Linked DNA regions of Mus musculus: region 2 is linked to region 1. Evidence: chromatin loops called from intact Hi-C (ENCODE). Cell type or tissue: left cerebral cortex. All regions are shown on one strand. Each heading gives the region's core, and the rest is flanking DNA. Links, peaks and the distances in the headings are about the cores only.

Region 1 (10,856 bases), core at 946-8,945:
CTCTGAGGGTACTGGTTAGTTCATATTGTTGTTCCACATATAGGGTTGCAGACCCCTTTAGCTCCTTGGGTACTTTCTCAAGCTCCTTCATTAGGGACCCTGTATTCCATCCAATAGATGACTATGAGCATCCACTTCTGTATCTGCCAGGCACTGGCATAGCCTGGCCCTTTTGTAAAAAACAAACAAGCAACAACAAACCCACTTTCTTCCTTAAATTGTTTCTGTCACATATTTTGTTGTATCAATTTAAAAAGTAACTAAGAGCTGGTGAGCCAGCTCCTTTAATCCCAGCATTCAGGAGGCAGAAGCAGACAGGCCTCTGTGAGTTCAAGGCCTGGCAGGGCTACTATGAAACCTTAGTGTTCTATTGCTGTGAAGAGACCACAGCAACTCTTATAAAAGTAAGCATTTAACTGGGGCTGGCTTACAGTTTTAGAGATCAGTGTCCATTATCATCCAGGCAGAAAGCACGGCAGGAATGGTACTGGAGAAGTAGCTGAGAGTTCTACATTTGAAGGTAGCAGGAAGAGAGAGACTCTGAACCTTGCATGGGCTTTTGAAACCCCAAAGCCCACCCCCAATGACACACTTCTTCCAACAAGGCCACACCTTCTAATCCCTCTCAAATAGTGCCACTCTCTGATGACCAAGCATTCAAATATATGAGACTATGGGAGCCATTCTTATTCAATAACTACCACACCTTATAACCAAAAATAAAATTAAGATAACTAACATATGTCCCATAATTGGCTCAGAGAAGTCAAGATTAGGAAAGCCAATTCATGGATTCATACTCGTTTAATCAAGGTACATTTTTTTCATTTTTCGTTTACTTATTCATCCGTGCCTTCATTTCATTTGTAAAGTTTATTTACATGTATGTGTGTGAGTATATAGCACAGCACAATGTGGGTACTTGTGATGTCCAGAAGAGGGTGTCAGATTCCCTTGGAGCGGGAGTTACAGACAGTTGGGAGCCACCTGATGTGAAGTAAACGTGAGTCCTCTGAGAGCGCAGAAAGTTAATAAACTATTAACTACTGAGCCACAGAAAGCACTTTATCCACTAAACCGTCTATCTTCCTAGACCCTAAACAACGTAATTTTTGAGTCGGTTTCCTAATGGGTAAAAGTAAATAATTGGGCTTTAGTGGGTGGGGGAGGATCATGTGACCCAGGCTGTCCTTGAATCCCCTTTCCCCCTGCCTCCAAAATGTTGATTATTGTCTTGAGTCACTACTCCCAGTATGATTTTTTTTTTTTCTGAGACTCAGGTTGCATAAGAGAGCCTGAAATTCCTAATACTTAGCCTGTAGAGGGCTAGAATTATAGCATACACCAACGCGCGGGGGCAAAGCGGTTATTCTTATTATAGTTTGCCGTTATTATCGCTACAATTCCAAATTGTGATAGTCTCCTCTGTTGGCGATTCCAAATCCACATTGTCCATTGCTCACCCTGCCTTTCCTCCCACGCAGGAATGTTCACTACGGTCACCCGGGTCATCGGACCAGCTTTGGCGCGGCGCCGACGTGGTTTGTCCTCCACGGCCGCCGTAGCCGCCGGCGACCGCATGGCGCCCCACCCGCTTCCGTAGGCGCGAGCTCCGCAGTGGGCCGGCCTTATGCTCCGCCCAGCGTGCGTCGCTGCGTGAGTCCGGCCCCCGCGAACTGCTGTACCGCCCGCGAGCTCACACCGGCTTCTCGTCAGCCTCAGCCAGTGCGCTGTGGTCGCCGTCATGCTCGCCGCTGCCCTCCGTCGCTGTACCGCAGCCGCGGCTGCCCGAGGCCTCCTGCACCCCGCCTCGGCTCCCAGCCCCGCCGCCGGTAAGGTCCGCGCCCGCCACAGCCCTCGCTCGCGTGTCCTTGCTGTGACCTGGGCTCCCGCCGCCACTCGAGGGCAGGCTCCCTGGCGGCCTAGCCTTTGCCCTGCGAGCCGGCATTGGAGCCCGGTGACCGCAGTGCGTCCGCGGCCGTCTGGAGTCGTGTAGGAGACTCCTCCGGGCCTCCCTCCCCGCCACTTCCTGATGCCGAACCCGCGGCCAGTCAGGTGTGTGGACTTGCCGGGGTCGCCGAGGACGAGCTCAGCACTTCCTTTCAGTCTCTGGGCCGTGACCGTTCCCTGCGCTGACCCCGCAGCCACCTGACCGGGAGTGGCCCCCGCCGGCCTGCGGCATCTTGGCGAAGGTGACATTGAGCCTCCGGGCGCGCCGCCCGCCTCTGCGTTTCCTAGAACACAATTTGATTCCCCAGTGGGACACAATACCCTTTTAGCCCTGATCAGGCAATTCTCTGCTGGCATTTTTGTGTCACCTTCATAACTGGGTACGGCCACGTTTGAGGACTGTTGAGCCACATTTTAGCCCTGCGTTTCAAATAGATAATTTAAAGTGTGGTTTCTTGCGGCTTGTAAGAGAGCCTGAACATTGACAAATATTAATGGAAAGAATGATAACGTTTACAAGATTGGGTACCAAATACTGAGGAATACTGGGTGTACAAACATGGGAAAGCTTCGTGGATTCCCCTCCACCCGTTTAAAATGAGAAGCTTCAGTGCTGACTTATGAAGTATTATGTTTGGTTGCTTGTTTCCCCTTCTGTGTGATCAGGAGATTTTGTGTCCCATCACTGTCCACCCCCATTGCTGAGGGGGAACCAAGGGCCCTGCATTGCTAGATAATTGCTCTGCCACTTGGTGTGTTCTCAGACCCTCTCCACTTAGCACGGTACATCTATCTTACTTTTGGTTTTGTTTGGTTGTGGTATGTGTCAGCTGTGTAGCCTGGCTGTCCTGGAACTCTTTGTAAACCAGGCCGGCATCGGCCTAAAATAAATAGGAGTATTTTATTTTAGAAACAGGGCCTCTATAGCCCAGACTAGACTAGAACTCAGAATGGTACTAAAAGGGCTATCGAGGAACTTATTGCATTCCTCTTGCCTCCTAAGTGCAGGGATTAACCTTGGGAGCCACCACACCCGGCACAGGCATTATACTTTAATCACAGTAGTTGTGTGCTTGGATCCTGGTCTGAGATACATTAGTGTTTTATGAGATTTAGTTCATGTGTGTAGATATAAAAATAACTTAGCCAGGTACGTTGGGACCAACACTCACAGGGAGGTTTAAAAAAGAAAAAGAAAAAGGTGGATCTCTTTGTGTTCCAGTCTAGCCATGGCCTCACACACAAAGAAGGGCCTCAGACACTCCAAAATTGTTTCCTTGATTACTGGAACCTAAAGAATTTTTTTTTGGCTTCATTTAGTTTGTCTTTTGTAAGGCATTGTATTAACAACAAGAGAGTCGACTGTAGGGAGTTTAGGATTTTTTGGTGGGAAGAGGTTAGATAGCATCTTAGATAGTCAAGGGTGGACTCAAAAGTAGCTGTGTAGTCATGATCGTCCTCCTGCATCCACCTCTGGAATGCCTAGGACCACGGGTGTGTGCCACCACACTCAGCTTTGGAATGCATTTAGGAAACCTGGGGAGTGCAAGGGCTCATAGGTTAAGAGTACTTGTCATTGCAAAGGACCCAGGTTCGATTCCCAGCACCCTTTTCTGACTTCCTTATGCACCCCACAAGAAGTACATACACATAATGCAGGCAAAAATACATAAAAAGTAAAATCAAAAAGAGAAACCAAGTAGATGCTCATATTTTACAGAAGAAACTGATGCCTACCTTGGGAAACTGACCTTTTTGTTAGTGATGGAGCTATTTTCTCTTTCTCAGTTAAATTTGAGTTATCCTGCTGCTTTTTTGTGTCTTATTTGCTAAGGCAACAAATGCTTTTTTTTCTTTTCCCATATAGATAAATATCTCGAGATTTTTTTATTTCTGACTTTTGAGTTGGGGTACTGTCTGGAATTGACTGTGTGATTAATGCTAGCCTCAAATTTGTAGTAGCCCTTCTGCCTCTGCCTCCTGAGTCCTGGGATTATAGGTGTAACACCATACACACTTAGCTGAGATTATACGTGTACACACACATGGTTTCTCTGTGTACCCCTGGCTGTCCTGGAACTCACTCTGTAGACCAAGCTGGCTTCAAACTCATAGAGATCTGCCTGCCTCTGCCTCCCAAGAACTGGGATTAAAGGCATGGACCACCACCCAACTAAAATATTTTTAAAGGAAATTTTCTGCTTTTTCTTTTATTTCTCTTTTTTGGGGGAGAAGGAGCATTGAACTTTGGGAGTTTCTTATGAAACAGGGAAATTTTCTTCCTTTTTTTTCTTTTAAGGAAGTTCTGAAAAGGACTACAGTTTATTGTTATTTAAGTTCTTGTCTAGATTTCTCTTCCAGGCTTTCTATTCACCCCCTGGTGTGCAATTCAGAAACAAAGGCTTTTAGGTGATTCTCCTTTATACCTAAATACTTCCACAAGGGGGCAGTATTGGTTGTAAATAGTGTCTCTTTAGCTGTGTGACCTTGTATACTAATTGATCTTAAGCCTTTCTAAAGTTAAAATAATGTTTTTGGTAGCTCTGAAGTTTACATTTGATACTGCAACTCTTGCCTGGCGCAAAGGCTTAATATGGTCATGCCTTGCTAAATAATAAAATGGAGACTGCTAGGTACCTCTTGCACATTAATCAATTTTGTCACTGGATGTCTTATAGGCTATTCCATACCTAGGCTTTGAAGTCGGGTTCACGTGTCCTATATTTGGTTCATGGTTGGCAGAAAATTTCTAAACATACTTGGTTTATTGTGATGCACTTCATTTTTAGGTTGAGACTTGTTACTGGTATGAGATCGTTTTTGTAATGGACAGTGAAAAAGGCAAGCAGGGTGTGGTGGCACATGTGCCCTCAGTCCCAGTGCTTAAAACGTGGGCAGATTTTTGAGTTCCAGTCTAGCCTGGACTAACAGCACAGCCAAGGGAGATGTGGGGAGCAGGAGGAAGGAGAGGAGGAGGAGGAGGAGGAGGAAGCTGGACATGGTGGCTTACAGCTAGGGTGGCTGAAGAAGCCAGGAAGAAGAGCAGGTTAGTGTGGTGTACAGAGTTGAAACCCTGTTCCAATAAAAGGAAGAGATGTGGCAGGGTGGTTGTGGTGGTTTTGGGGTGCATCCTCTGTTAGCAGTTTTTCAACCTTCCTAGTGCTGCAACCCTTTAACACAGTTCCTCATGTTGTGGTGACCCCCACATAACAGTTATTTCATTGCTACTTCATAGCTGTATTTTTGCTACTGTTATGAATTGTAATGTATATATCTGGTGTGCAAGATACCTGATATGGGACCAGTGGGGGTCCAGACCCATAGGTTGAGCTACTCTATAGCTCTCTTAAGCTAGGCTTGTAGGATTAGTTTCCCTAGCCAGTTTGCGCTGGGAATCCTCTGCCTTCTGGGAGCAGAATTATAGTTGGGACAGCATGTACACCTAGCATTTTATGTGGGCCTAGGTAGCCAAACTCTGCTGAGCCATCTTCCCAGTTCCTGATTTCTTTCCTTTCCTTTCCTTTCCTTTCCTTTCCTTTCCTTTCCTTTCCTTTCCTTTCCTTTCCTTTCCTTTCCTTTCTTTTCCTTTCCTTTCCTTTCCTTTTCTTTCATTCATGGGCAGGGTCTCATGAGCTCAGGCTAGCCCTTGAATCTCAGGATGCCCTTAAACTCCTAAGTTAATGTTTTAAATAAAACTCTAGTCAACCCTTGAAATTATAAAATCCTGGCATCCTTACCCTGAGAGCTTGAAAGACCCTGAAGGGTGGAAGATAGGTGTTTGTTTGTTTGTTTGTTTTCTTCTTCTCTTGGTAAAATGCTGAGTTTAAGTAGCATAGCACTTTGTATTGCTTGCTAGTGCTTAACCTTATGTCCTCAATCAAGGTCTGTGTCTGGCTTTGCGCCCTCAATCACCCTGGTGTCTAACTTGTTAATGCAACTTGTATATCATTTGCTTCTGTCCCTCATTCCTAGAATTACCAGTGCCAAAAGGGACTATTCTTGGGACCTTTTGGCCTGATTATCAAGCAGAAAACTATCTGTTTTAACCAAATGTGAACACAAAAGATTAATGAGCCCCTTACTTTATTTATTTTTCTAAAGTCATAGTGTTGGCTTTTTCTAGGCGAATGCCATATCCTTTTGGGTGGCTGAGTAGGAGGAGCCTGGGCTGGCCTAGTTGTATAGCAGAAGATGAATAAATTTCTGAGCTGTTCCTGCTTCTCAAGTGCTGGTTATAGATCTGAGTCATTATGCCCTGGGACTCTCTGCAGTCTAGGTAAGCATTTAGCCAAGCGAACTACATCACAGCCCAGAGGTAGTAGCTGTTTTGAAATATTCACATTTTCACACTTCCTTTTTCCTCCTCTTCCTCCTCTAATGCCTTTAGGTTATATTAAAGCATTGAATAATTGCCAGAAATTGTTAGTGCCAGCCAGGCAGAGTAGTGCACTTTCTAGTAATTTGAGAGGTAGAGGCAGGAAAGTTCAGGGTCATCCTGAACTTACACAGCAAGTTTCAAGCCATAGGAAGGACCCTGTCTCAAAACACTCATACGCATGCATGTGCCGTATGCAAAACCACTTAGGAAGTAAAGTAGTGGTGTTGGGGGGTTATTATCTGTATAATTTCTCTAAAAATAAAGTATTAGTTATGTGTGGGAGAAAGAGCTGGACATGATACAATCCCAGCTTTGGGAAGGTTGAGGTGAGTAGAGAGGATGGAGCCTTCAGGACACTGGGAGATGCTGTCTTGAGAGAACAGTAAAAACTATTATCTATGTAGACAAATAAAACCTTGTGCCTTATTTGTGGGAGGGGTGACTAAGGACAGGTCATTAACTAATAGAGGAAGTTCTACCCATTTCTACCCATATATAATTTAAACTTTGTGGGACATAGGATAGTCTAGTTTTTGCTGTTGTGGAACAGGTGTGTATGTGTACACCCAGTGGGGTTTTTTCTTTTGTTTGTTTGCTTTGGTTTTGTTTGTTATTGTTGTTGTTTTTGAAACTAGGTATTGCTGTGTAGCCTTGGCAGGTCTGGAACCATGGAGTTCCTTGCCTTTGCTTCCTGAGTGCTGGGATTAAAGTGCAGCTGGGCTTGACCCTAAGGATTGTTTACTTGGTATTTGTTGGTTTTGTTTGTTATATTTTCTGAGCTGGGCTCTTTCTCTGTAGCCCAGGCTGACCTCAACTTCCAAAGTGTTAGTATTACAAACATGAGTCACTATACCTTGCATTTTCTTATTTTTCCTCCCCTTCATGTAAGTGTGTGTGATTTGGCTTCTAGGAATGGATAAGACACTGTAGGGCATGATCATCTTGCCTTGAATTTGCAGTTGCTGGTTGTGTGTTCTTACAATTGGAAAACAAAGCTAGCACTCAAATCTATACCTAGGAGTGCAAAAGGACTTGACTACCATAAACACTTTTCTAGGTTGAAGGTGAACCTAACAGTTAACCAGAGTTAAAGAACAAGGCAAGCAAGGCCCTGGGATCCCAGGCACTGGGGGCTGGGGAAGCAAACAACTTCTCTCTAGGAGGAAATGTATAGACTTTGATTCTCTTGAGTAAATATTTAGGAGGAAAGTTACTGGTTTTATGGTAGCTCTGTATTAACTTATAAGAAATCACTAAGCAGCCGGGCGTGGTGGCGCACACTTTTAGTCCCAGCACTTGGGAGGCAGAGGCAGGCGGATTTCTGAGTTCGAGGCCAGCCTGGTCTACAGAGAGAGTTTGACAGCCAGGGCTATACAGAGAAACCCTGTCTTGGAAAAAAAGAAATCACTAAGCAGTCTTTGAAAGTAGTTAACCATTTTATATTTGCACTTTAAGTACTCTGGTCCTTACTCTGGATAACTGTAGTTTTTGAAAATGGTAGCATAGGATTTCTAAGTATCACGAGATAGAGGGTTATTGCCATCTTTGCTTTGTGGTGTGTAAAATGTGTTAGTCTTCTAGGGTACTGAATATACATGAAATTTTGATTAAGTTTAAATATGAGATACATTTAGGTCTATAGACCTTTTTCCTTGTCAGAGAAGTTCAGACACGTTCATCACATTCACATATGTGTCCCAGTTTGTTTGGACCCAGGGTTGTGGAGGAAATTTATCTCTGAAAATTGGGACTTAGGCTATGATCTTCTGGGACTCATGGCTGGTATTTTGTTCATGGTGTAAATGGTGTTAGTCAAGGGAGAATTCTTTCATTTGATCTTACATTCACTAAAATGCATATTGGTTAAGAGAACTTAATGGGGCTGGTGAGATGGCTCAGTGGGTAAGAGCACCCGACTGCTCTTCCGAAGGTCCGGAGTTCAAATCCCAGCAACCACATGGTGGCTCACAACCATCCGTAACGAGATCTGACGCCCTCTTCTGGAGTGTCTGAAGACAGCTACAGTGTACTTACATATAATAAATAAATCTTTTAAAAAAAAAAAAAAAAAAAAAAAAAAGAGAACTTAATGCTCTTTGGAGTACTACTTGAATTCAGTTCCCAGCATTCAGATCAGAAGATTCACAAGGCCTCTAACTCCAGCTCTGAGACATCCAGTACCTCTGACTTCCAAGGGTACCTGAATTCATGTGAATATACTCATGCACAAACATTGCACAAACACATAATTAAAACTTACTGTTGAGTGTGGCTGCAGATGTGTGCGTGCCATAATGTTCATATGGCGGTCAGAGGACAGCTTCATTGGCTCTTACCTTTCTGCCTTTATGTGGGTTCTAGGAATCACTCAGGTCTTTAGATTTATGTGGCAATTGCTTTTATTCACTGAGGAATCTCGCAGGCCTGAGACAGGGTTTTTGCTAAGCAGCCCAGGCTGAGCTCACTTTTCTTGCTTAAATTTCCAGAATGTTGGAATTATAGGAATGTGCCATCACACCTAGATATATAATACTATATGTTTTACTCTGGTTAGTATTTAAGATTTGTTTTCTTTTTGAGACACTCTTACTCTACAACCCAGATTGTGCTTAGAATTCACTTACAGAGCCGGGCACGGTGGCGCATGCCTTTAATCCCAGCACTCGGGAGGCAGAGGCAGGCAGATTTCTGAGTTCGAGGCCAGCCTAATCTACAAAGTGAGTTCCAGGACAGCCAGGGCTATACAGAGAAACCCTGTCTCGAAAAACCAAAAAGGAAAATTAAAAAAAAAGAAGAAGAAGAATTCACTTACAGTGCAGGCTGACCTTGAAATCAGCACAGGCAACACAGCAAAATCTGTCTCAAAAATGAACAAAAAGACAAGTTACTGCACTAGAAAACATGTGTCAAACAGTCTGTACATTTTGCCCCCTTCTGCTGTTTTCTACTCTTCTTTTTGCCAATGAATGCATTAGGGACAGGATAATAGCATTCACAGTTGAGTGGTCTTCCACTATTGACGTCATTGCTCTTTTCCTTTGTAGCTGTCTGTTCCATTCGCTGCTATTCTCATGGGTCACACGAGACAGATGAGGAGTTTGATGCTCGCTGGGTGACATATTTCAACAAGCCAGACATTGATGCCTGGGAATTGCGTAAAGGTAATTGGAACATAGATGTATCATATTTGCATGTATAAACATGAACTATTCTTAAAAGCAAACACATTGTATGTTTGAAAACATGTTGTGTGAGTTGGTGACTGTCACAGCTCGTAGTTAGAAAAGCCTGCAACTTCTATAATGTTTCCTATAAAGTGTGAGTTTTAAACTAGACAGCAGGTCTGGAGTATACTAGTCAGTGATAGAGCTCCTTCCTTGCATGCATAGGTTTTGGGTCTGGTCCCCAGGACTGGGAAGAAAGAGGGAACACATGCCCTATTGACATGTGAGCCAGAGAGCTCTGTTGAGAGGCTGTTCTCTGCGCTGGTTTAACAGCAGAGTTACTACTACTGTGTCTTTCAGATCATTTAGATGAGCAGTCATTTGAGCAGGAACAAATAGCACTAATGTTAACCAGTCATTAATTGTAAGTGTACTATATAATCTCAGATCAAGAATCTGTGGCAATGTGGCTGTGGGTATGGTTGGTTCTCCAATGTATTCTTTAAATAGTTTACAATAATAAAAGCAAGCATCCCAAGTGCTTTTAACTTCTCTGCCAGAATGTAATGGTCCTATCTTGCTGCAGCTGTGGAATTCCTTATTTAAAACCTAAAGATCTTACTGATGTATGAAAAAACAGCAATTCTGCATTTTCATCAAGACTTCAATTTTCTTGATGTGCCGTTTTGTGCAGACACAAAAGTAATCATGCCCAGTCATTTTCTGGTTGAATGTTTCTGTGTCTTTACACTAATGTTTCTCTATAATGCCTTCTTAATGTCGTCATTCTGGCCTCATTATCTCTCCTTAGGCATTGTTCTGGTTGTTTTTAGATGATTTTTCAATACTGTTTAGTTTAAAGAATTCAAAATTCCTGTATTGTATTAACAGTTAAGCAAGTAAGCTAACGCTCCAGGACTTTTCCTTTAATCTCAGCACTGTTGCGTAATTGTGCTAATTCTTTGTGGTGTGTTCTTACTAGTTTGTTACATAGATTCTCATTTTACAGATAACAGTGGCCCGAACAGATGAGGTCACATGTCCATGATTCAGTGAGACTAGAGAGAACTGAGCCATGGACAGTAAGCAGACAGATAACTAAATTTGAGTGTATGAAGAAGGATATCTCAGGGTAATGTGAACTTTTTTTTTTTTAACTTGACAGGGATGAATACACTTGTTGGCTATGATCTGGTTCCTGAGCCCAAAATCATTGATGCTGCATTGCGAGCATGTAGACGGTTAAATGATTTTGCTAGTGCTGTTCGCATCTTGGAGGTTGTTAAGGTCAGTAAAAAAATGATGCTAAGGTTGTTCCAGAATAGGTGGGCCATATCACTTATTGACACTGGTGATATGGCCTA
Region 2 (10,856 bases), core at 1,547-9,546, 57 kb before region 1:
AAACCTGAAAGACTCAATGAGGAGCCTCTCGCTCAGGTCTCGGGATACTAGTAGACCCCCAAGAACTCACGAGAGCCCAATCAATATTGGTTGCTGGGAAAGAGTCGGAAAATCTCCCCAGCAAACCCAAGTCCTCTGACAGAGCAGTCATTGCTCTTAACCACTGAATCTCCTCTCAAGCCCCAAGAAAAACCTTTTTAAATAAGGAAATAAAAACTTTCCTATTAATGAGTACAGATCTATCTTAATCTTTTTAATGACTGGCCAACTAGGTCAACAGTGCCATGGCCACAGAGCAGTCAGATGTGACTTAGGCTGACCCGACAGTCAGAAAGTCACAGTGTCCAGGAAGCAACAGAGTGAGAGCCATGCTACCAAGAAACTGGGAAAATCTGAGTGAAAAGAAGAGATGTGTCAAGGAGCAGAAGGGATGGAAGTGGCTAAAACCACAGCAGGTGGCTCCCACATATTGGCCCCAGGGGACCCGACGCCTCTGACCTCCAAGGCACCTGCACTCACGTGCACATACCCACAGGCAGACACACACACCCGCACACAATCAAAAATAAAATCTTTAAAAAAAAATCCAGGCTTGATGGTGCATGCCTATCGTAACTGCACTTGGGAGGAGAACGCAGGTGGCCAGATCCCATCTCAAAACCAAACAAGGCAAAGCAAACTGGGGCTGGAGCTTTGTCTACACGCACAAGGTTCAGGGTTCAATCTCCAACGCCCTACAGAATAGGTGTGGTGGGACACACCCAAAGTTCTAGCAACAAAGGCAAGAAGGTCTGTTCTAGGTCATTAACAGCTACACAGTGAGTTACAGACCATCCTGTGCTATAAAAGACCTCCCTATACCCACCTCATAACCTGCCAAAAAAAAAAAAAAAAAGGGCTAAGTTAATCCTGGGCTACAGAAGGAGACAAAACTACAACAGCTATGACACTGGGTAGGAGGCTTTCTTCCAGGTCAGGAAACACAGCTACCTTAACAAACCAGGAGGAAGACATCAAAGAAAGCAGGGTGGAGGCTCAGGAGGCAGCAGTGAGGGACATGATTGACAGGCAGTGGTACTCTGGGACACACAAAGGGTCAGTATCCAACGTAGTGTGTAGGGCTTTCCACAAGGACCCTCCTTGCTAGAATTCAAGAGATGCATGAGAAATGCCCAGAGTGGCAGCACATACCTATAATCCCAGCATTTGAGAAGCAGAGGCAGCAAGATCAATATGGGTCAGACAGCAGCCTGGGCTACATGATGGGACCCTGTCTCAATAGAAAGAGAGAAAGGAAAAGAAAAGGGCTGGAGAGATAACCCACATGTTAAGGGCACTGCCAGCTCCTCCAGAGGACCAGTTTCAAATCCCAGCCAGCACCCACGTGGCAGCTCACAACCAGGGTAGGGAATTTAACACCCTCTTCTGGCCTCCAAAGGCACCAGGCATGCAAGTGATACACAGACACACAGGCAGACAAAACACCCACACCATAAAATGGAAATAAAATGTTAAAAGTTTAACGCTCTTACTTTTAAAAAGAACAGTGGACAGGAAGAGGGCAGGAACAGGGGCATGGCTCCGTCTCCCTCATCACCCTCATCACCTGCATCCTGAGTAAAGGTCTTTGGGCTTACAGTCCAGGTTGAAATATTCCTGCCATGGGACAGACTGGAGAGCAGATGAGAGTGAGGAAGACTTTCTAGGTGTTTTCGATGACATAAGGTTATGACTAAGACAGGACACCCTGGTGAAAGCAGGGTCACACTGCCCTGATCTAACCGCTTTCTATATTCTGAATGGAGCATCCAGAACGGAATCTGCTTCTCAGTAGGACACACAGGCAAAATGGCCCAGTGATTGAGGGCATGGAACCCAAGGACGTGAGCGACCATATGCCAGTGAGAACAAGATGGGGTGGCTGAGGGGCACCGCCTTCCACAAATAGAATGGGATATGGAATGAGAACCTGTTTCCAAAATCAAGGCCTCCAGCAAAACAAGGTAGACAAGTAGGGAAGTGGAGGTAAAAACTAAGTCATAGGAGCCTCAAGGGAAGATGCTCCCCCAGCTCTCACTGCAGCCTGACCCCGATCACAGGCCCCAAGTCATTTCTCCAAGGTGAGCAGTCAGTGACAGAGAAGTCATAAAGTCGTCCGTCCGTCCGTGAATGATCCAGGGCAGAAATCTAGTTTGTGTCTGAAAGGAAGGACTCAGAGGGGCTGCAGGAGGCTGAGATCACAGAACCAGAAGTCTGGGGGTCCTTTGTCCTTAGGACAAGGCTACCTTTTTCTTGGAGAAAGGAGTGGTTTTGGAAATGAAAGAAAGCACTGGCTTTTATAAACAAAACTCTTAATGGAGGATTAGTATTTGCTCTTCAGGTGAGAATCTTTTGTAATTAGGGGGTGGGGGGAGCAGGTTACACCACTTCTGAAAAATGTAGGCTTAATAAAGCATCTTATTATCACATAAGATACCATGTTAGCCGGGCGTGGTGGCACACGCCTTTAATCCCAGCACTCGGGAGGCAGAGGCAGGCGGATTTCTGAGTTCGAGGCCAGCCTGGTCTACAGAGTGAGTTCCAGGACAGCCAGGGCTACACAGAAAAACCCTGTCTCGAAAAACCAAAAAAAAAAAAAAAAAAAAAAAAAGATACCATACATAACTGAAATTTTGGGTAGGTTAGGTTTTAGTTTGTTTTGACACAGGCTCTTGCTAGGTATCCCTGGGTGGCCTGAAACTCACTATTTAGCCCAAACTGGCCTTGAAATCTCAGCAATCCCACCTTAGCCTCCCAGCTGCTGAGTATGGGCACTCACCATCACACCTGATCCAACAGAACCTGAGTGAAGGTTGTTTACGAAACCTAGACTGTAACTCAATCAATTCCTTAGTGTGACTGGTCCTGCAATCGTGAAAATGAAAGTCGGTGGTCAATGAAAGGAGGGCAAGCCTGGCCCAGGTCCGGCCAGGGGCCTGACACTAGTTCCAAGTGTTCTCAGCTTGCCAACAAGAGCCCCTCATCTCTGGCACAGAAGTGATCATTCTTCTGTTTGCCTACTGGCTAAGACAGACGTTTCTACTTCCTGCTTGACCTCTGACCCTCTTCTCCTGATCTCAATCCCATCTGCAGTCCTGAAGCCCAACGCTATGAATCACCCTCAAAAACCAGCACTCTCCTGGGCGTGCTATCATCGTGCTGCTGCTAACGCTGTGGTGCCCTCCTGCAGGCACAGATCCTGCACCTGGCATTTTGAAGCTTTATGCCAATCATATACAAATCCCTCCTCCCCGCTACCCTCTTTCTTTACCACAGGCTGAAATTTCTATACATAACAACATTTTAGAGAATACCATGTCTAGTCACCCCCAGTGACCCCAAACCAGCAGCCTATCACCTTCCTTAACCCTATCACTTCCCACACCTCCTCTGGGACCCTTCCCAAACATCACTGTTCTGCATCCTACCACATAAATTCTAAAGCAGTCACTGGTGCTTATCTCACCCATCCAGTCTCGTCTTCCATCCCTCACAGATGGAAGCTGTTTTAATACAGAGCTTTGCTCAGTAGCCCAGGCTGATCTTAAATGCCCAGTAATCCTCCTGCCTCAGCCTTCTAACTGCTAGGATTACAAGCATGTGCCTTCCTACTGGACACCACACAATCTGGAGGCTGAACCCAGATGTTAACTTGTTCTGTTTCTTAGTATGAAGTCAGGGGACAGGCCCTGCAGTAGGAAAAATCAGGTCCATGGTGGAGAGAAGATTTCAGATCAGGCAGACTGAGCCCCACACTGAGCATACCCACCCCATGTTTAAGACTTAAAGCTTGGATATCCTCCCCAGGAAGACGGGTGCCTTCCCCTAAAGAGGCAAAGGCCAGCACTTCTGTTGAGCCAGCTGTATCACTTCCTTCAGGAACGCTTCAGACCCCAAACTGACAGCAAGGCAGGAAGTGTATCGTGGAGAGGAGGCCTGACAGGCAGAGAGGAAGAGGGAAAAGGGAGAACTCAGAGGGTTCTCTTAAACAGAACAAGACACTTCCTCAAGGGAGGTCACTACTTAGTCCACTTATTTTGTCCCTAGAGAAAGTGTTAGCAGAAAGATACCCAGAGAGGGGTATCAACTTGTTCAGCAGTGACCAGCCAAAGAGGGGGCTAAAGAGACAACCACACTGGAGAGATGGCTCAGTGATTAAGAGCCCTGACTGCACTTCCAGAAGACCAAACTTTCCCCAGTACCCACATGGCAACTTACAACCATTTGTAACTCCATGGGCTCCAACGCTGGGTCGGAGGACACTGCACACAATGGTGCACATACAAGCAGGCAAAACACCCATATATATGTATATGTAGATTACAATTTAAAAACATAAAGGAAAGAAAAATAGAAATGGCCACAAGTCCCAGGACTCCTAATCCCCTCTACTAACACTCCATTTTCGATGGCCCATCCCTGCCACGGTTCTCTCTCAGCAATGGAGAGCTGGTCCTATCTCTCCAAGTTCCCACAGACGCTAAACTAGCAACCCCAAGCAAAATCTCTCTGCCAACCGTGGCCCTGCCAGAATCATCTCCCTCTTTCACAGTCCTGATGGAGAAGACATAATGGGTAACGCACGGGTTGCACATTTCTCTAGACCATCCCTCCCACACACACCACAGACAGGCTGGGGTGGAGCAGCAGTGCTTCATGCCCACCTCTGAACTTTGTCCATTACCACACTGAGATGCCCTCTCTCGCCTCTGCCTCCTTCCAAATCCCACCTCCAGAAAGTCTCCTCCTGACAGCTGCTGCCTCTTGTCTCTGTCTCCAGCCCTGGCCTTTGCTGATCTCCTCAAGTCGGCCTTTAACAACCAATTATCAGTCCTAGTCTTACTTGACTCCCCCAGACTCCAGATCAGGAGAACCTCAAGGCAAGGACGGGGATTGGTTCTTACACATCTCCCCTCCTTCCTCGTGACTGACTGGTGCTAATGCTGGATGCGCTACATCCAGCACCCCCATCCCACTCCCCAAAGCCCTGGTGGTATCCGGGCCCTAGGCAGTGCACCCATCCCCCTCCTCCAAAAACCAGGCTGCTCAGACCCGCGGTACAAAGGTCGGCCTTCCAGGGATGAGTACAACTTGGGTCCACCTGCAGGTGCCTTTTGTGATACCACGGTCACTAGATTCCAGACGTTCCCATCCCCGGCCGCATGCGCCATCCCAAAAGGAGGAGGCCGGCTTCCAGGGAATGCCAGGTGGAACTCGGGGTTTGTGGGGTGGAGGGCCCAAAGCCCAGGCTCCATCCAAGGGCCTGACGTCACCCAAATCCCGGGCTCCCTCTGCGGGGACAGAGGAAAGAGGAAACAGGAATGGGGAGGAGGATTTAGGGGTGTACAAAGAGCGCTTACCACCCCAAGCAGGAAAGGTCACCTCGACTCCCCACCTCTCCAGAAGCTCGACCTACCCCCTCAAATGAAGAGGGACTCTTTGAAGGCAGAAAATTGGAGCCGCTGACACCTCTCCAACCCAGCTCGTAGCTTCCCCGCAGTGCCCTCCTTGGGTCTCCAGGCCCAGGACTCACCAGCCCCGACCGCTCGGCTGCAGAAAGGTAGTCGCGCTGCGCCGCGCTGAGCTGCGCTGCACCGGGCGATCAGGCGCGGAGCGGGCCGCGAGCGGCTCCCGGATTGGGGGCGGGGAGCGTGCGCGCGCGTCCGAGGCGGGCCCGCGCGCTCCCGTGCCGCCCTGCCTGCTGCAACCACTCTCGCGAGACTCCCACACTGCTCGTAAGGCTATTCCACGAGCGCTCGCGAGAAGCAAGGCACCGGCGCCTCCGCACCTTGCAGGAGCTGTCCGTGGTGCTAAATATTCGGCCGTTCCTCGTCCAGGTGCTAGGTGGGCACCTTGGGGACAAGAGCACAGTGAGTGCATAGAAAGGAGAAACATACAGTAGTGCCAGCAACTAGTGCCTTAACTTCCACATCTGCAAAGTGGGAAGAATAACCCCCATACCAATCGCAGGGACCTGTGGGATGTACCGGGAAAGAGGAAGAGACAGCTTGATGAGGGGCTGGAGAAATGGCTCAGTGGTTAAGTGTACTTGTTGTGCTCTTACAAAGGGTTGGGGTTTGATTCCTAGCACCCATATGGTAGTACCATAACCCCAGTTCCGGGGATCCAAATCCAGAGTGCTTGTCTCTGTGAGTTCAAAGGCAGCTTAATCTTCATAAGTTCCAGGACAGTTGGAGCTACATAGTGAGATCTCAGAGACAGACAGAGAGAGACAGAGAGAGCACAGGTGTGTGGGTTGATTCACATCAATATTCCTAGCCCTTCCAAGACACAGGCAATGGGGTCAGTGCAAGTTCAAAGCCAGTTTATCTACACAGCAAGTGGGGAAGTACTGGACTACCAGGATACACATGAGCTACTGTCTCAAAAAGGAAGGGAAATAAGGAATAGAAGAATAAGGAATAGCTCTGAAAAAAAAAAGACAAGAAAGAAGAAGAAGGAAAGAGATAATAATGTACAGATGTTAACAGCAAGAATGAGAAGGGACCAAGGTAAATGCTTACAAGTGCAGAATTAGTGTAGCTCCGAGACTCCTTGGCGACATGGGGCTGGGGTAGGAAGACAAGCTGCCATTGTGAGTGGTGTTTACATAGTAAAACCCTGTGGGTCCTCCACAGCCAAGGCCATCCCCTGCCCTGCCAACCAATGGCTTCGATCCCTCACCCACACCACCCTGGGCCTGGAAGAGGGCTTCAGTGGGTGGGATACACTGCAGGGATTCTTTGCCCAGACTAAGGGCCCATTGTGTGGCTCTAGCCTGCTGGCACTGGGGCCTCACTCCCACAGCTGGCATGGGAAGGGAGGGAGAGGAGAAGAGCAGACAAGAACAAGTGCAGAAGAGACCAGAAGGAGGCTGAGCTGGCCGAACAGGAAGCAGCAGAAGCTACCAGACCAGCCAGAAGGAAGAGTCCCAGCCTTCAAACAGAGACCAGATTCTCTTTTATTTTCAATTTCTTTTTATTTTTTATGATTATTTTGATGTATAAAAATTATATATAATTTTTCATTGTTATATTTTGTGCGGGGTGTTTTGCCTACATACGTGTCTGTGCACCATATAACCTGCAGTGCCTGTGGAAGTTGGAAGAGCACATGGGACAATCGTCTAGGGACTGGAGATGGTTGTGTTCTGCCATCATTAGGGTCATGGGCATAAGACCCTGGTTCCTCTGGAAGAGTAGCCAGTCCTCTCAACCCACAGAGCCATCTCTCCAGCCCCTGGACTTCCAGGTTCAAATGATTGAGTATGTTAGGCAGGTAGCGAGCAAAAATAAAAGAACAAACAGCAAGTAGCAGATGTGGAGTAAACATCAGGACATCGGGCTGACAACATCTAGCAGAGGCCTGGGGTGGGGTCAGGGGACAGCCATGCTGTAGTTTCCCCCACTGACAGTATCTTTGTCAAAGAGGTCCAGGCTTCCTGTTCACACTGGAGGCAGATTTACACCACGGTAACATCTGGGGAAAGTGTATCTTCCAGCTGTGCACAAGAGCACAGTGTTTTTACTCTTGGGTTATTTTGCTCTACTCTCTGCCAGTCACAGAAGCAAGGCGCCAGCCTCCCCCCAGACAAAGGGCTTTGGTGGACACTTTATATAAGAATGCTTGGGTCACCGGGCAGTGGTGGCGCACGCCTTTAATCCCAGCACTCGGGAGGCAGAGGCAGGCGGATTTCTGAGTTCAAGGCCAGCCTGGTCTACAAAGTGAGTTCCAGGACAGCCAGGTCTACACAGAGAAACCCTGTCTTGAAAAACTACAAATAAATAAATAAATAATAAAAAAATAATAAAAAAGAATGCTTGGGTCAAGATTGCTAAGGGAAATCCCCCTACATCCAGTTTCTCAATAAAGGTTAACAGCACACGACAATCGATCAGTATGTTTTGTATTACATCACTACTGACTATCCCTGAAATAAACCAAGTTTATGCTGGTTTACAAAACTACGGGGAGAACCGATGAACTTATGAGGTCTGAGAGCGACAGCTTGGACAAAAGCTGGGACCTGGGATGATAACGCTTCCTCAGGGTGAATATCTGGATTCCACATGGAACTATTAAGAGATAACTTATGGCTCATATGGGCCGTTTAGAGAAGATGTTGGTGTTCTCATATAATAATTGTACTATTCATAAATAATTTTCCCCTGATCACTCAATTGAGATTCTTAATCGATTTTTTAAAAATGAGATAGGGGACTGGAGAGATGGCTCAGTGATTAAGAGCACTGACTGCTCTCCCAGAGGTCCTGAATTCAATTCCCAGCAACCACATGGTGGCTCACAACCATCTGTAATGGGATCTGGTGTGTGACCTCTTCTGGTGTGTCTGAAGAGACATTGTGGCACTTTTGTGAATGGAGGGGAATAATTGTGTCATAGTGACCATCATGTAAACAAATGCTTGTTTAACCAGCATTTGTGGATCACTTACAAGAAGAAGCGACATAGGAGGTGGGCAGAAGAGGTAAACTGCCCCTTCCTGGAGGGTAAATGTGAGTCAGGTGCTTGTCCCCCGTGGCCTGCAGTTATGGGAAATAGCAGTAAAAATCACAGGATCCAAGCTTCAGTGGTTTGTGAAGATAAAATGAAATAACACAGTCTTAGTTTCTTTGCTTGTTGCTGTGATAAAATACTCATTCACAAACAAGAGAGATGAAACAGACAGAATAAACAAAATCAAAAAACAAAAAAAAAACAAAAAAAAAATCTTTCCATCAAGCCTGAGGGCCTGGATTCAATCCCCAGAAACCACAGTTGGAAGGAGAGAACTGCTTTCCAAAAGTCCTCTGACCTCCACGTGTGATTTGTTCCACATGTACACTTGCACATGCATGCGCACAAACACAGAGAGAGACAGAGACAGAGAGGCAGGAAGACAGAGAGACAGAGAGGTGGCTCAGTGGCTAACAGCATTAACTGCTCTTCCAGAGGACCAAGGTTCAATACCATATGAGGAGCAGATGAAATCCTGAATGAATATGTATTATTGTTATGAGCACAGCCATATCAAAGACCCCAATGTCTCAGATATATAGAGATGGCAAAGCCTCTCCCTGATACAACTAAAGGTGCTCAGGAACTTTTAACCTTTAGCTATAGCCAGGATGTGCACAAAGTATCAACTGCAGCATCCTCATCTAGACATTGACCCTGTACAGCTTCCTCCTCCAGATGAGGCTGCTCCTGGAACTCATGGAAATTAGATAACCAGCCTTCTCCTCACTTGCTGCATATAACAAATGTGCTGACTATCCAGGCTGTTGTTGGTGCGTCTCCATCATAGTGCACAGCCTATCCAATCCCAGCGTTTCTGTATGTGTACCTGTCATTTCTCCATTCCCCAGAGACCCAGTTAGGTCAGTTCGTAGGCTGTGCAGGTCATGACATGTGTAAATAAAAATAAACATTTTTTTTTAAAGATTTATTTATTTATTATATGTAAGTACACTGTAGCTGTCTTCAGACACTCCAGAAGAGGGAGTCAGATCTCGTTACGGATGGTTGTGAGCCACCATGTGGTTGCTGGGATTTGAACTCCTGACCTTCGGAAGAGCAGTCAGGTGCTCTTACCCGCTGAGCCATCTCACCAGCCCCCCTTTTTTTTTTTTTTTTTTTTTTTTTTTACATTTTTTTAAAGGAAGGTAATTCCCTACAGGCATGCTAAGAGGGCCATTTCCTGAGTAATTCTCTTTTCTATCAAGCTGCCAATTAACACTGATGATACACACATTTAGACATACGTTACATATGAGACAGTATCTGGTGCATAATAAACAGTCAATGAATATTTAGTTCCTACTGTGTACCAGCAATGGGAATGTGTGTTTCTTAGGAAGAAGTGGGAGAGCCACTTTTGAGCCAAACCATGTAATAACATTAACATTTCAAGCTTGAGGGATGTCACATCTGCTCCCATGCCTTTACTCAAAGTATGTCATAAAGCGAGACGTAAAATGGGTCCAGAGAGTAATGCTCCCCATGCAGGATGAGGAGGAGAGTCACATGACAAATAGTAGTGTTTAATCCCATTGTAGGGAGGGACAAATTATTAGGAGCATCAACCTAGTCAGCCACCCACAGGTCCAGCTCCAAGCTGTTTATCTTCCTTGAGTAGCTATGGCCAAATGTGACATGCCCATCCAAGGATCTCCAGGACAACACCTGGAACCTATGATCCATCACAGGAGATGCTAAGCCTTGTGCCTACCTTATGAAGTAACCACTATTGTCCCCATTTATAAATGAAGCAAGGGAACACCAGAGAGGTGGTCAATCCACCCAAGGAAATAGGACAGATGGAGCTAAGAAAGGGATGATCCGTTATTTGTTTTAGATCTTTTTAATTTATTATATGTGTATATGTATTTTTCCTGCATGTATATATCTTTGTACCACACATGTGCCTGGTACCCTTGGAGTCCAGAAGAGGACATCAGATCCCTTGGAAGTAAAGTTCCAATGGTTGTGCGTCACCATGTGTGTGCTGAGAATCAAACCAGGGTCCTCTGAAAGATCAGCCAGTTCTCTTAACCTCTCAGCCATCTCTCCAGCCATTGTCTTTAGGCTGGGTGTGGTGGTTACTGTTAATTGTCAACTTGGTGTGATCTAAAGATCGCCCAGGAAGGAGGTCTCAATGAAGGATGGTCTGCATGAGGTTGGTCTACAGCCACGACCACTGAGGAGTATCTTGATTTTGTTAATGGAAGTAAGAAGACCCATACACTGTGGCACCATTCCCTAGCAAGGGACCCTGAACTATTAAGAGCAGAGAAAAGGGTTTAAGCAGTAGAATT

The links. Hi-C counts contacts between places; a loop is a spot of excess contacts. Peaks named below come from ENCODE experiments on the same cell type or tissue, not always from the same donor. Only the 100,000 strongest peaks of a DNase experiment are listed, where the experiment ranks them.
Region 2: a loop joins it to region 1, with 2.1 times the contacts of the local background. A loop is called at or near these places in 3 of 42 quality-filtered maps.

The regions. Positions count from the first base shown.
Region 1 is chr9:57,519,584-57,530,439 of GRCm38, forward strand. It overlaps Cox5a (cytochrome c oxidase subunit 5A), which reads left to right and starts at 1,649. Exons shown (of 5, transcript NM_007747.2): 1 at 1,649-1,832; 2 at 9,373-9,489; 3 at 10,658-10,779. The coding sequence starts at 1,745. In left cerebral cortex, for the core only: a CTCF peak has its summit at 4,394 (motif pointing right); DNase peaks (open chromatin) are centred at 1,019, 1,609, 2,118, 2,648 and 2 more places; H3K4me3 peaks cover 2,556 bases; H3K27ac peaks cover 1,951 bases.
Region 2 is chr9:57,462,361-57,473,216 of GRCm38, forward strand. Scamp5 (secretory carrier membrane protein 5) reads right to left here and starts at 5,700. Exons shown (of 7, transcript NM_020270.3): 1 at 5,573-5,700. In left cerebral cortex, for the core only: no CTCF peak of the experiment used is centred there; DNase peaks (open chromatin) are centred at 4,702, 5,037, 5,222, 5,753 and 1 more place; H3K4me3 peaks cover 3,128 bases; H3K27ac peaks cover 2,643 bases.